3 separate regions of the Homo sapiens genome follow, and all the other regions are linked to region 2. Evidence: chromatin loops called from intact Hi-C (ENCODE). Cell type or tissue: psoas muscle. All regions are shown on one strand. Region 1 overlaps TMEM131 (transmembrane protein 131). Region 2 overlaps TMEM131 (transmembrane protein 131). Region 3 overlaps TMEM131 (transmembrane protein 131).

The links. A loop is a pair of places that touch in the nucleus more often than their neighbours do. Peaks named below come from ENCODE experiments on the same cell type or tissue, not always from the same donor. Only the 100,000 strongest peaks of a DNase experiment are listed, where the experiment ranks them.
Region 1: it touches region 2 in a loop (1.8-fold over the local background); 4 of 110 quality-filtered maps call a loop at or near these places.
Region 3: a loop joins it to region 2, with 2.4 times the contacts of the local background. A loop is called at or near these places in 4 of 110 quality-filtered maps.

The regions. Positions count from the first base shown.
Region 1 is chr2:97,923,485-97,927,484 of GRCh38, forward strand. TMEM131 (transmembrane protein 131) reads right to left here. Exons shown (of 41, transcript NM_015348.2): 2 at 3,942-4,000. Among named protein-coding and RNA genes, the nearest start is that of TMEM131, 70 kb to the right of the region's middle. In psoas muscle, no CTCF peak of the experiment used is centred here; no DNase peak of the experiment used is centred here.
Region 2 is chr2:97,867,873-97,871,872 of GRCh38, forward strand. All of the region lies in intron 4 of TMEM131 (transmembrane protein 131), which reads right to left. Among named protein-coding and RNA genes, the nearest start is that of TMEM131, 130 kb to the right of the region's middle. In psoas muscle, no CTCF peak of the experiment used is centred here; a DNase peak (open chromatin) is centred at 1,749; H3K4me3 peaks cover 768 bases; H3K27ac peaks cover 3,755 bases.
Region 3 is chr2:97,930,074-97,934,073 of GRCh38, forward strand. All of the region lies in intron 1 of TMEM131 (transmembrane protein 131), which reads right to left. Among named protein-coding and RNA genes, the nearest start is that of TMEM131, 64 kb to the right of the region's middle. In psoas muscle, no CTCF peak of the experiment used is centred here; no DNase peak of the experiment used is centred here; H3K4me3 peaks cover 612 bases; H3K27ac peaks cover 2,918 bases.

The DNA of each region.
Region 1 (4,000 bases), 56 kb after region 2:
GGTGGCATGTGCCTGTAGTCCCCGCTACTTGAGAGGCTGAGGGAGGAGGGTCACTTGAGCCTGGGAGGTTGAGACAACAGTGAGCCATGATTGTGCCACTGGCCTCCAGCATGGGTAACAGAGCAAGACACTGTCTTTTTTTTTAAAAAAAAAAAAAAAAAAAAAAAAAGACAAAATTCTGTTTGTGTTTTCAACTCACAAACATTCTAGAGCTTGCTTTCCAAAATTTTAAAATTCTATTTATTATTCTGGCAGGATAGTGAAAAAAATACAGAGCTAGCTTTTTTCCTGACCTTTATCTTCATATAAAAAAGTTAGATTAGGCCGGGCGCAGTGGCCTAATCCCCGCACTTGGGGAGGCTGAGGCGGGTGGATCACGAGGTCAGGAGATTGAGACCATCCTGGCTAACACGGTGAAACCCCGTCTCTACTAAAAATACAAAAAATTAGTCGGGCTTGGTAGCGGGTGCCTGTAGTCCCAGCTACTCAAGAGGCTGAGGCAGGAGAATGGCGTGAACCCAGGAGGCAGAGCTTGCAGTGAGCCGAGACTGCGCCACCGCGCTCCAGCCTGGGTGACAGAGCGAGACCCCATCTCAAAAAAAAAAAAGTTAGATTAGAGGCCGAGCATGGTGACTCACATCTGTAATCCCAGCACTTTGGGAGACCAAGGCGAGAAGATGGCTTGAGGCTAGGAATTCAAGGCCAGCCTGGGCAACATAGACCTCTGTCTCTATAAAAAATACAAAAAATTGGATGGGTATGGTGGCATGTGCCTGTAGTCCCAGCTACTCTGGAGTCTGAGGCGAGAGGTTCACTTGGGCCCGGGAGGTCAAGGTTGCAGTGAGCTGTCATTGCGCCACTGCAAACCAGCCTGGGCAATAGAGTGAGACCCTGTCTCTATGAACTGTGTGGTCAGTCAGCTGTGGAGCTCCGTATGCTGGCCAAGTTCTGATGTGCTCTCTGGACCTCCAAGGTCAGGACATGGGGGTCCACTGGCCCTGTGGGGACAGGCATGCATTTTTTACCCCAGCTCAGCCACCATCTCCCTGCCTGTGGTACACCTGGCCCCTGTCCCCACCACATCCCACCACCTGTACAATGGGACCCTTGGGTACCATGCCATCAGTTGCTGGTGAGGCCCAGGTGAGTTCGTTCCTGTAATGCCCTTAGGAAAGTACCTGTCACCAGAAATTTTTAAAGCTCTCAAGGTGATTCCAATGCGGAGCTGGGGCTGAGATGCTCCAGGTTTTGAGGACTTTGGCCAAGGGCGTGAACCTCTTAGAGGAGGAATGGCTGGGCAATAATGGGGGCTTTGCTCACCACTTTAGCTCAGGACTCTCAACCCCCCTTTAAAATGAGGTGCAAAATAAATTTAAGGGACTTGAACTCAGGGAACACTTTTTTGTAGTTGTTGATACAGGATCTCACTCTGCTGCCCAGGCTGGAGTACAGTGGCACAATCACAGCTCACTGAAGTCTCGACCTCCCAGGCTCAAGCGATCCTCCTGCCTCAGACACCAGAGTAGCTGGGACCACAGGTGTGTGCCAACACACCTGGCTAATTTTTTGTAGAGACAAGGTTTCCCTACATTTCCCAGGCTGGTCTTGAACTCCTGGACTCAAGCGACTGACCCGTCTCAGCCTCCCAAGGTGTTGGGATTACAGGCGTGAACCACTGTGTCCACCCCTGCCTCTATTTTTTTTAAAAAGAAAGTTAGATTAGGAAGCAGATTCAGGTTTATTAAATTATGCTTGTAAATGAAAGAATCTTTTGTTATTCCATTTTATAATCTTTCAAAGGAACAGGTTAGAAGAGCCAACCATTCTGATCAGTTAGGATGGGAATGATGGTTTGAGATACCTGACCAGGGCATCCTGTGGTTATGGCCTTAATGTGGATTTCTTCTGTTGAGATGCAGATTCCTCAGAGTCCGTGTCATCTTAGGAACGGTCTGATCTTTACGTATTCTGGATGCTAAATCTTAGTCCAGCCAAACAGGAATGACAATGGCCAAAGCATCAACTATAGAAAACATAATCTATGGGGGTTATAATTTATATTCATAACAAGTGCAAACCCATGGAATATCTGAGAGCACTGCACATGCATCGTGCCGTGGAGAGTTTTGAAATTAGACATGGTGAGTATGGTACTTACTGGACACTGAATTCCTGCTCTAGCAATTGAGTACTACAGAATAAATTATTTAACTTCCATAAACCTAATTTTCCTTATCTAAAAATAAAGAAAACAAGTCTAATCTTTTTGGCAATTTTTAAAATTTATTTTTTTACTGATTTCTTATCAGTTGATTTTTGAGGATTAAAAAAATTACTATGAGTTGGCCGGGCGCGGTGGCTCACACCTGTAATCCTAGCACTTTGGGAGGCCGAGGCGGGCGGATCATGAGGTCAGGAGATTGAGACCATCCTGGCTAACATGGTGAAACCCCGTCTGTACTAAAAATACAAAAAAAATTAGCTGGGCATGGTGGCAGGCGCCAGTAGTCCCAGCTACTTGGGAGGCCTAGGCAGGAGAATGGTGTGAACCCGGGAGGCAGAGCTTGTGGTGAGCCGAGATCGCGCCACTGCACTCCAGGCCTGGGTGACAGTGCGAGACCCTGTCTCAAAAAAAAAAAAAAAAATTACTATGGCCAAGCCACATGAATGTACATGAATTGCAGATCTAAGAAGGAATGTTCTTGGGCAAAATTCACATTTTAAATAATGTAAAACAAGGTTGTTGCTTTGACACTCTCCCTGCTTTAGCTTAAATTTAAATTAGAGAAAGGATATATATTCTGCCATAGAAATGCTACATGTACATTTTTCTGTTCTAATCATAGCATAAGAAACCAGGAGTTATTTAAAATCGTTAAACCTATTGGTAAATTACAGTCAGAAAAAGATAACATTATGTCAAAATAAAAATTGTTTCTGAGAAACACTCTTCAACATTAAAATGAACAATTTTACATCTATTCAAAAGGGTCTTCTATTCAGCTATTTAGGGGCCATATACTACATTATATAGCATCTCAATATTAGACATTCTGTAGGAGTCTTAGGTTTTTTTGTGGCTTAAGTAACCAATTGATACTACTTGCCCTCAACATTTTTCTAGACCAAAATTACCTTTGCCACAGAATTCTGAGATCTCACCCAAGCTCCTGTCCAAGCATCTGAGCAGATCCAAAGACTATTAGTGAATCACATCCCAGTTCACAAGCTTTTCCATAGCCAACTCCATCTAGATACAAATTAGCAGCCTCCCTCAGCAAAAATACAAATCATGCTCCAGAATTTTTAGAATGGATTATCAACCTGCAACCTAGATGTCCAGTTCCTAACAGACACAAATCCTTCCTCAATCAATACAGAGCAAACACACTTAGGGAATTTTCCAGAAATTCAGTCCTGATTTGTCTGCCATCCAGATCCTATAAACAACCACCTAAAGGGAGATATTTAAAACATTTGTTCCCATAGGTTCTCCAAGTTCTCACCTTGAAACAGATTAAAGAACTAGAAAAAAGAGACTTAAGATCATTTTTTAGTAGGAAGGCTTTATAAAATTAGAGCTCATTATGTTCAGTTTTTATTCAGTTTTAAAACATACAAAGCTGACTCTAGGCAAATACTATGCAACCACTCTCTATTACATTTCTCAACACCTCTTACGTAAAGATAAGAATGATAATGTACTTATTTACAAGGTTTTAATACCACAATGAGTTTGCATTTTAAAGAAATATTTAATCTAAAAGAAAACTCACGTAACTACAGAGGTTTTTATATTACTAAAGACTCTACTGACCTATCTTCAAAGCTCATAAAATATAAATATATTTCAGATAAACCAATTACATTTTTAAAAGAAAAATAATAACCAGATATTATTCAAGGCTTAACAATAACTTGTCTACTTAAAAAAAAATTACCTGTAGTAGCCCTCCATCATCAAAACGCAGTACTTCTATTATGCTCTCTGACTGAACGA
Region 2 (4,000 bases):
GAATAGGTTGTAGCCCAAATGCCAGAGACTGCCACTGTTCTTATGAAGATTTACAACATTTTTTTGAATGAATAATTTCCTGCAACTTTAATAACTTTTTAAAAAATAATTCTCATTAGTTAAAGTACTGTCTGTTGAGGTGGTCCATTGAGCTCCTTACTCCATTCTTAAAATCCCATGCCCTAAGGGTATATTTGCTTCAAGTATTCGGAAGCTCCATTGTTAGATGCATGCATATTTCGAGTTGTTATTTTTGTGTATCTAAATTAACCCCTCTATATTTATGTAATATCCCCCTTTATTCCCAGTAATAGTGCTTGTTCTGAAGTTTACTTTGTCCAAATTAACACAGCCCTTTCACGGTTCTTTTGGTTAGTGTTTACATGGTAATATCTTTTCCATCCTTTTATTTTTAACTTGTCTATGTCTATCTATCTATCTATCTATATATAAAATATTGTCTATGTCTTTATATATATACACACACACACATATATGTAGGTTTTCTGCTAGTTGTGTCTCGCTTTTTTATTCAATGTGACAATCTTGGTCTCTTAATTGATGTGTTTAGATTATGTATATTTAATGCAATTATTGATAGAGTTAAAGTCTATCATCATGCTAGTTACTTTATTTTTTTTACTAACTAGGAAAGCCGTGCCCACAGACTGCACTGGAGAGGTAGGATCCCACAGGAGAGTTTCTCTGCTTTACCCAGGGAAGCAAAATCCTGGCCAAAAATCATTCTGTGGCTGACGTTCTGTAGATTGCACATTATGAGGTCCACAATCATTCTGTGGCCTAACAGTTCAGAACAACAACAACAACAAAAAGTGGGAACAGGGTTTGGGTCCTGAGGCAGTGATAGATAGGTATCCAGAAAAGGTCTGTAAGAACATATTTGGAGTTAGACAGTAGAACTCCTCAAACCAAGAAGCACTCAAATTGTTGAATTCCTCTTGCCTCCGTGGAGACTCAGATCCTTTAAATGACAGGCTCATCAATCCCAGGTGGGGTTACGACACCATGAAACAATTAGGGAAATGGGTACAAACCACAAGGGGCCTCAAACTACAGCCACGATACTGCAGGAAGCTCAATCGATACAATATAGAAGATAAAAGTCTTCTTCCTCAAGCTTCATATAGACATTTACGTAGAAAACAACAGCGCACAGAAATAAAAACATCCTCCTTGCATCCTGAAAGTTCACCAACTGTATGCTTTCTTAAGAAAAAAAATGCTTTTACAATTCAAATAGACTTCAGGCTAACTGGCAACCATTCATGCACATCCCTGTGAATTCCTTCTCAATGTTTTTCCTTGTGTAACTTTAGTACAATCAATCTCAGCTAAGATAAAGAAGACAGGATACATAATGGACAGGTAATTTGGGGTATCCTTCAAGAAGACAGGATTGGAGGTGGCCTCCTGCAGGAGAGGGCTGTGGGGAAAAGAGACAAGTGTGGAAGTGCTAGGAGCCTGGAAGCAGGAGTGGATCAGAATGCTTGATCTGCAATGCTTCTGAGGCTGGCCCTGCCCTTTCTTCCAGGGATCAAAGAGGAAAGGCATGGGCCACATCCCATAGAAATGAATGAACCCTTGCTCAGAGGAGATGAGTCATCTACTTATGTTGTTCAAAGTAGCTTGGAGTAACAAGAACAGAGGGAAGCTGTCAGGAAGGACATCAGCAGGCTATTTTAGTCGTTGCGTGCTCAAACAGGGCAGGCTGCCTCTAGCTCTGGGCAGTCCACACCACAGGAAGCAAAGGGAGCGGGCACTCCTTGGACAGACTTGCTCACAGACCTCATAGGTCTGTGAACAGCTTGCCTTCCTCCTCACCATCCTCCGTTCCTTTGGTGACATGAGCAGAATCTAGACCATGGAAAGTACATGACCATTTGTAAACTCACAATGTGTTGCTTTTCTATACTATGTAACAAATTACCACAAACTTTGAGGCTTAAAGCAATGCCCGTTCATTATCTTACAATTCTGTAAGAATGCCTGGTTTATCTGCTCGAGGTCTCACAAGGAAATGCAGGTGTCAGCAAGATGTGTCCTCATCTGAAGCTCAAAGTTCTTTTAAGTTCATTCTGGTTGTTGATAAAATTCGGGTTGCTTTCAGTCTTTTGCCATATGACCCTACCATTTTCAAAAGCAGCACGAAGAAACTCTCTTGCATCCAATATCTCCCTTACCTCAAATACCTGACATTTCTGTTTCTGATTGCTAAAGCCAGATTTTAAAGGTTCGTGGATTAGGTCAGGCTCACCCAAAAAAAATCTATCTCAAAGGTCAATTGATTTGGGGCCTTAGTTACAGTTTCAAAATCCTCTATAGCAACACCTAGATTGGTGTTTGATTGAATAATTGGGAGAATGTATGTACAGGTACATTAGAGGCCAGAAATTTTTAGAATTCTGGTCTATCTTAGAATTCTGCCTATCATAAGCAGGATATATGACTACTTGGCTGAACAGGTAAAATTTAAAAATAAAACAAAGATTTCCAAATGCCTGCCAGTGCTGGTCCTGTTTGTTTCCATTACTGGCTGTCCAAAGACAGAAGTAGGGCCAAAAGGGACAGTGTGAGGTATTTATAAACCAAGCTGAAGCAGGCATACAGCTGTTCTCTGTGCTGCTGCAGCAGAACTACGAACTGTCCATATTTTCGAATAGTCTGAGGCTCAAAAGAATTAGAAAGCAGCAGCTATGAATTAGAGACTAGCTTGGAAAGTAAACTGCAATTTTGTGGTCAAGGGCAAGTTTCCTACACCACAGAAAGATGACACTGCAGTGCCAGGAAACAGCTGAAGAAATGGCTTAGCAACTGCCCTGAGGCAGACCTTATGAATGACAGTGACACAGCACTCTGTTAAGCATAGTTTTGGGCAGGAAGTCGGGTCAAATCAATATGCAGTACTTTGTACCACTCAATTACCGCAAAATACTACTATCCTCCTTTCAAAAACATTTTAGATTGAAGGCTGAGCTGGGGAGTTGATGTAAAATCTTTTATGGAAAGATTGGGTAGGTAGGAATTGAAAAGCTAAGAGGCACCAAGTATCCCTTTAGGGGGCCTATTTGATTTTCTTGGAATACCAAAAAGTCATCAGAGAAAAATGCCTTTCATAAACTAAATTTATCTTGACAATAAAGACATCTATTTTTAGCAATAGTCTATTCAACGTCCATTTTTTTTATAGCCATGAAGTACCTACTTTAACCTTCAGATCTGAAATCAAGATTTTCTGAATGTAATAATTATATAAGCCAAAGATTTTAGTAAACCAAGTTTCTACCCAAAGCATCTTTTACAGCCTGCAATGAATGTCTGGAGTGAAACTGCCTTTGCAAAATTAGAACAGTAAGAGAAATCTGACATAGTTGACGCCATCTTGCTTCTGACCTCCAAGCTGTCCTTTGTCATTTCTGGGAACAGGCAAAGCTAACTTTGGGAGGAATTTAGTTTATAGTTTAACATTAAAGCAAGGATGATAATAACCTTTCCCAAAACGAAACTGCTTCTGAAAACTAATGAAAAGCCATGAGGTTAGGGTTATCAGAGGGGCCTGAGATAACCGGACATTGTCTGGGAGATCATAAGGTTTCTAAATTTCCCAATCACTCCTGTAGGAAGCATTACTACTACAGAACCTAAGGTTGGTCTTTTGAGAGATCCTTTCAGATGTTTGCATTTCTGACAACTGGCTGACTCAACCGGTCCTGTGGCCCCCACCCAAAGGCTGACTCAGAGCAGGAGGACCATATTCCACATCCCTATGATTCCATCCTCAACCAATCAACATTCCTCATTCCCTAGCCCCCTGCCCACAAAACTATCCTTGTAAAACCCTAATCTCCAAGCCTTCAGGGAGACTGATTTGAGTAATAACTCTATCTCCTGTGTGGCTGGCCTCATGTTAGTAAAACTCTTTATTGCAATACCATGGTCTCAGTGAACTGGTTTTGTCTGTATAGCAGGCAGGAAGAATCCA
Region 3 (4,000 bases), 62 kb after region 2:
GAATTTTTTGGTTATTCCCTACTGAAGACAAATTTATTAACATAAGAACACAATGAACTAACAAGAAATAACTGAACAGCCAGATGTTCACAATGTAAAAGACATAAAGTCAAGGCCTCTAATTAGAAGCTTTATGTCTAATTGGCAGAGGAAACCAACAAGAAACAACTGGAAACGAGCTATAGGTGGCTGCTATTAAGAGTTCCAATAGAACGACCACTGAATGAGTTCCCACCATTGAGCCAGAAGAAATGCTGATCTAACTGAAGAGAACTACATAAAGGCAGTAGTTTGGGTATACTGCTTTTTAAATCAGAAGCTTTAAAAATATATAAAAATTCTATTATGAATTATGAATTCATATTTTAAAAAGTATGAGTTATGTTAAAAATATGAATGTTAGTTAAAAAAATTAATAACAGCAGCTGATTATAAAGTCTCAAAAGGAAAATACTATGTTACACATCACTGGCTTTCCTTAAAAGATGTAGAGATAAATAGGATTCAACTCTGGCATAAAACAAATTAACGTATTTTGCTTTAAACAGCCAATTATAATACCTTTCAATTATATGCCTCAAAAAACAGAACACTAGATACAGACTTAATCATTTCACATGCAGTTATTAAGCTATAAAATATAAAATGTAACAAAAGTCAGTCAAGTTATCACATCTCCAGATTCAAAACCAGAACTAGTAACAGCTTCCTCTCCCAAAAATATTTCCCCTAATTTTATGCTGTTAATGAATCCCAAACTTTCCTGATGTTCCCTAGTTCAAGCATCAAACAACTGTAATTGAAATAAAAATAAACTAATAATTACTGATCACTGTTGTTAATATTCAAACTAACCCTATGACACAGACATTATGATCCATTTTAAGGTAAAGAAATACACACAGAGAGATATACTTAGCAAGAAAGTGGCTAGAGAAAAGTATGAATTCTGGCAATGTGAATCTGTGCTTCTAAACCCATCCCTATTTATTTTCAAAATAAACTTTACAGAATGCTCATGACTAACAGCACCTTTTAGCAACCAAATTTTTTTAATTGGGCATATATTTCTGACAATAAGTGAGGAAAGGAAGATTTACAAAGGAAAGAAAAGGATTTACATTTCTGGCTTTTACGATTCTACTCATATTTACTCTGAAGCTGGGCTCAGTAAGATCTACTTTAAGCTCCTCACACCGACCCACATCTCTAAGCTGTCTGTGAGTAACAAAGCCATTTATAATCAGTGTAAAAATGTCAATGTGTCAGTTGTTTCAAAATAGGAACACTTGCTTTCAAAACAGAAGTTCACAAACTGTTTACTTCCCTATTTCATTTAGTTAAGATTAAAAATATCTTTCACTTTAAAGACAAATCTTTGTCTACTAAGTTTTTGTTTTTCTTTTAGGTGAAGGTATTTTTCTGAATATTACAACTGATGAATAAATATAATTTGCAATTTTAATACATCTAAAATAACTCATGAAAAAAACAAATGCTGTAAATAACTAGTAGAAAAATTTATGCCATATTGTGGGGGGTGGTATCAGGCATTAGGAACCTAGGTTGTCATTGCATATCTTTACCTTCTAGCCTTCACAATCTCCTCACCCACAAAAGGAGAAGGCTGGACTAGTCAAATCAGCGATTTTTAAACTTTCTTCTACAAAAACTAGGAACAGAAGAAAGGGCCACACAGGCAGGCCTCAGGAGGGTCCCCAAAGCTGTGTTACAGAGTCACCTTGCCTAGCATGCTGTTGTTATGGCTGGCATCTTCTCCTCCTTCAAGTCTCAGCCTTGACCCCACTCACAGTGTGGCCCTCCTTGGCTTCTCAGAGCAGCCCAGTTATCCTCTATTATATTCCCTATCTTAATTCTTATCACAATCTGTAAAAGTTCCTGGTTTGCTTGTCAATAATCTGTGCCTAGAAGCAAGTCTGAAAAACATAAGATAAGAAATTCTGGTTAGGATAATGACATTGTGCTTGAGCCCAGGGGGCAGAGGTTGCAGTGGGCTGAGATAGTGCCAATGCACTCCAGCTTGGGTGACAGAACAAGACCCTGTCTTAAAAAAAAAAAAAAAAAAGACACTGCTATTTTAGAATTCAACATTGTTAAATACATCAATATCTCTTTTACAGTTACACTTGCTCAATATTTTGTTTCAACAAAGGGCTCAATAGCAATTTTAAAACATCCTGGACTAGGTCCACATGGGTCCCTTCGAGCTTAAAGACATTTTATGATCAAAGCTTTGTTTCTTCCCTCATTAGTTTTATTATCTGAAAAATGTAACATATACTTGTCTTCTTGCCACATTAGAAGTACAAGGGAACTCATATAAACCATATTTTAATTTTATCAAGACCACTCAATATCATCAACTTCCTAAAGAAGCTAATGCCCATGTTGTTTACTAAAACTCAAAATATAATCCTATGTAATTCAGATGTGCAGGATATATACCATACATCTAAAAAGATGAGCCAGAAAGGTTTTTCAAAATTAATTTTATAGCTAAAGACAAAATACCATAATTAATTTTCACCTTATCCTAAAGAATCTAAGTCATCTAAAAAGATCTGTAAACTTCAGTTATAAAATGTAGAACTAATGCTCAAGAACCACCAACTACTCTTAGCAGCTTCAGTATCAGAAAATCACTAAAACTCTGAAGCTCGCACTGCAAATGCTCTAAAAACTAAGCTATTACTGGAACTATAGCCCAAAACAGCAGGCCCTAGTCAGGACCTATATGATAAACCTAAATAGGCTGACTGTTAAAACAAAGTATTTAAATGCAGTCATGTACCATGTAATGTTTTGGTCAACGATGGACTGCATAGATGATGGTGGCTCCATAAGATTATAATACTGTATTTACTGTACCCTTTTCTATGTTTAGATACACGAAAACTTGCCATTGTGTTACAACTGCCTACAGTATTCAGTATAGTAACATGTTGTACAGGCTTGCAGTCTAGGAGCAATAGGCTGTATCATATACCTTAGGTATGTAGTAGGCTATACCACCTAGGTTTGTGTAGGTACACTCTATGTTAGCACAATGATTAAATGGCCTAACACCACTTAGGATGTTTTCCACGTTGAGTGATGCGTGACCATAGTACCCAAAGTCTCCAAACAGAAACACCAAGTGTCCATCACAGATGAATGGATCAACATGGCAGTTACATAATGAAATATTATTCAGCCACAAAAAAGAATGAAATTCTGATATATGCTACAACATGGATGGACCTTGAAAATATTATAGTAAGTGAAATAAGCTAGACAAAAAAGGGCAAATACTGTGCTTCTACTCACATGAAAAATGTAGAATAAGCAAATTCACGGGGACAGAAAGTAGATTAGAGGTTACTGGGCAACAGGGTAGGGGGAAGTGAGGAGTTGTGGCTTAATGGTTACTGAGTCTCTAGGGTAATGAAAAAAGAATGGTGGTGTTTGTATAACATTGTGATTAATGCTACTGAATTGTACACTTAAAATAGTTATAAATGCTGAATTTTATGCTACATACATGTTATTTTAAAAACTACAAAACTCATTAACTTAGACAAAAAAAAAATTACAAATTGAACCCAGCAATGTATAAAATTATGCATCACGACCAAGTGACTTTTACTCAAGGTATGCAAGACTCACCCAAAATTCAAAAACTGATCATTGTAATTCACCCCATCAACAGGCTAAAGAGGAAAAACACATGATCATATCAACTGACACAGAAAAAGTATTTGACAAAACCGAACACCTCTTCATGATAAAAACTCTCAAGAAGATAGGAGAAATGTAGAACTACCTCAATCTCAACCTCTAGGTAATATCCTTCTTACCAGTAAAAGACTGAATATATAGGCCCTGAGACTGGGAACATGTCAAGGATGTGGCTCTCACTCTATTCAACATGTGCTAGAAGTTCTGGCCACTTTAACAAGGCAAGGAAAAAAAAAAGACGAACACACTGGAAAGGAAATAA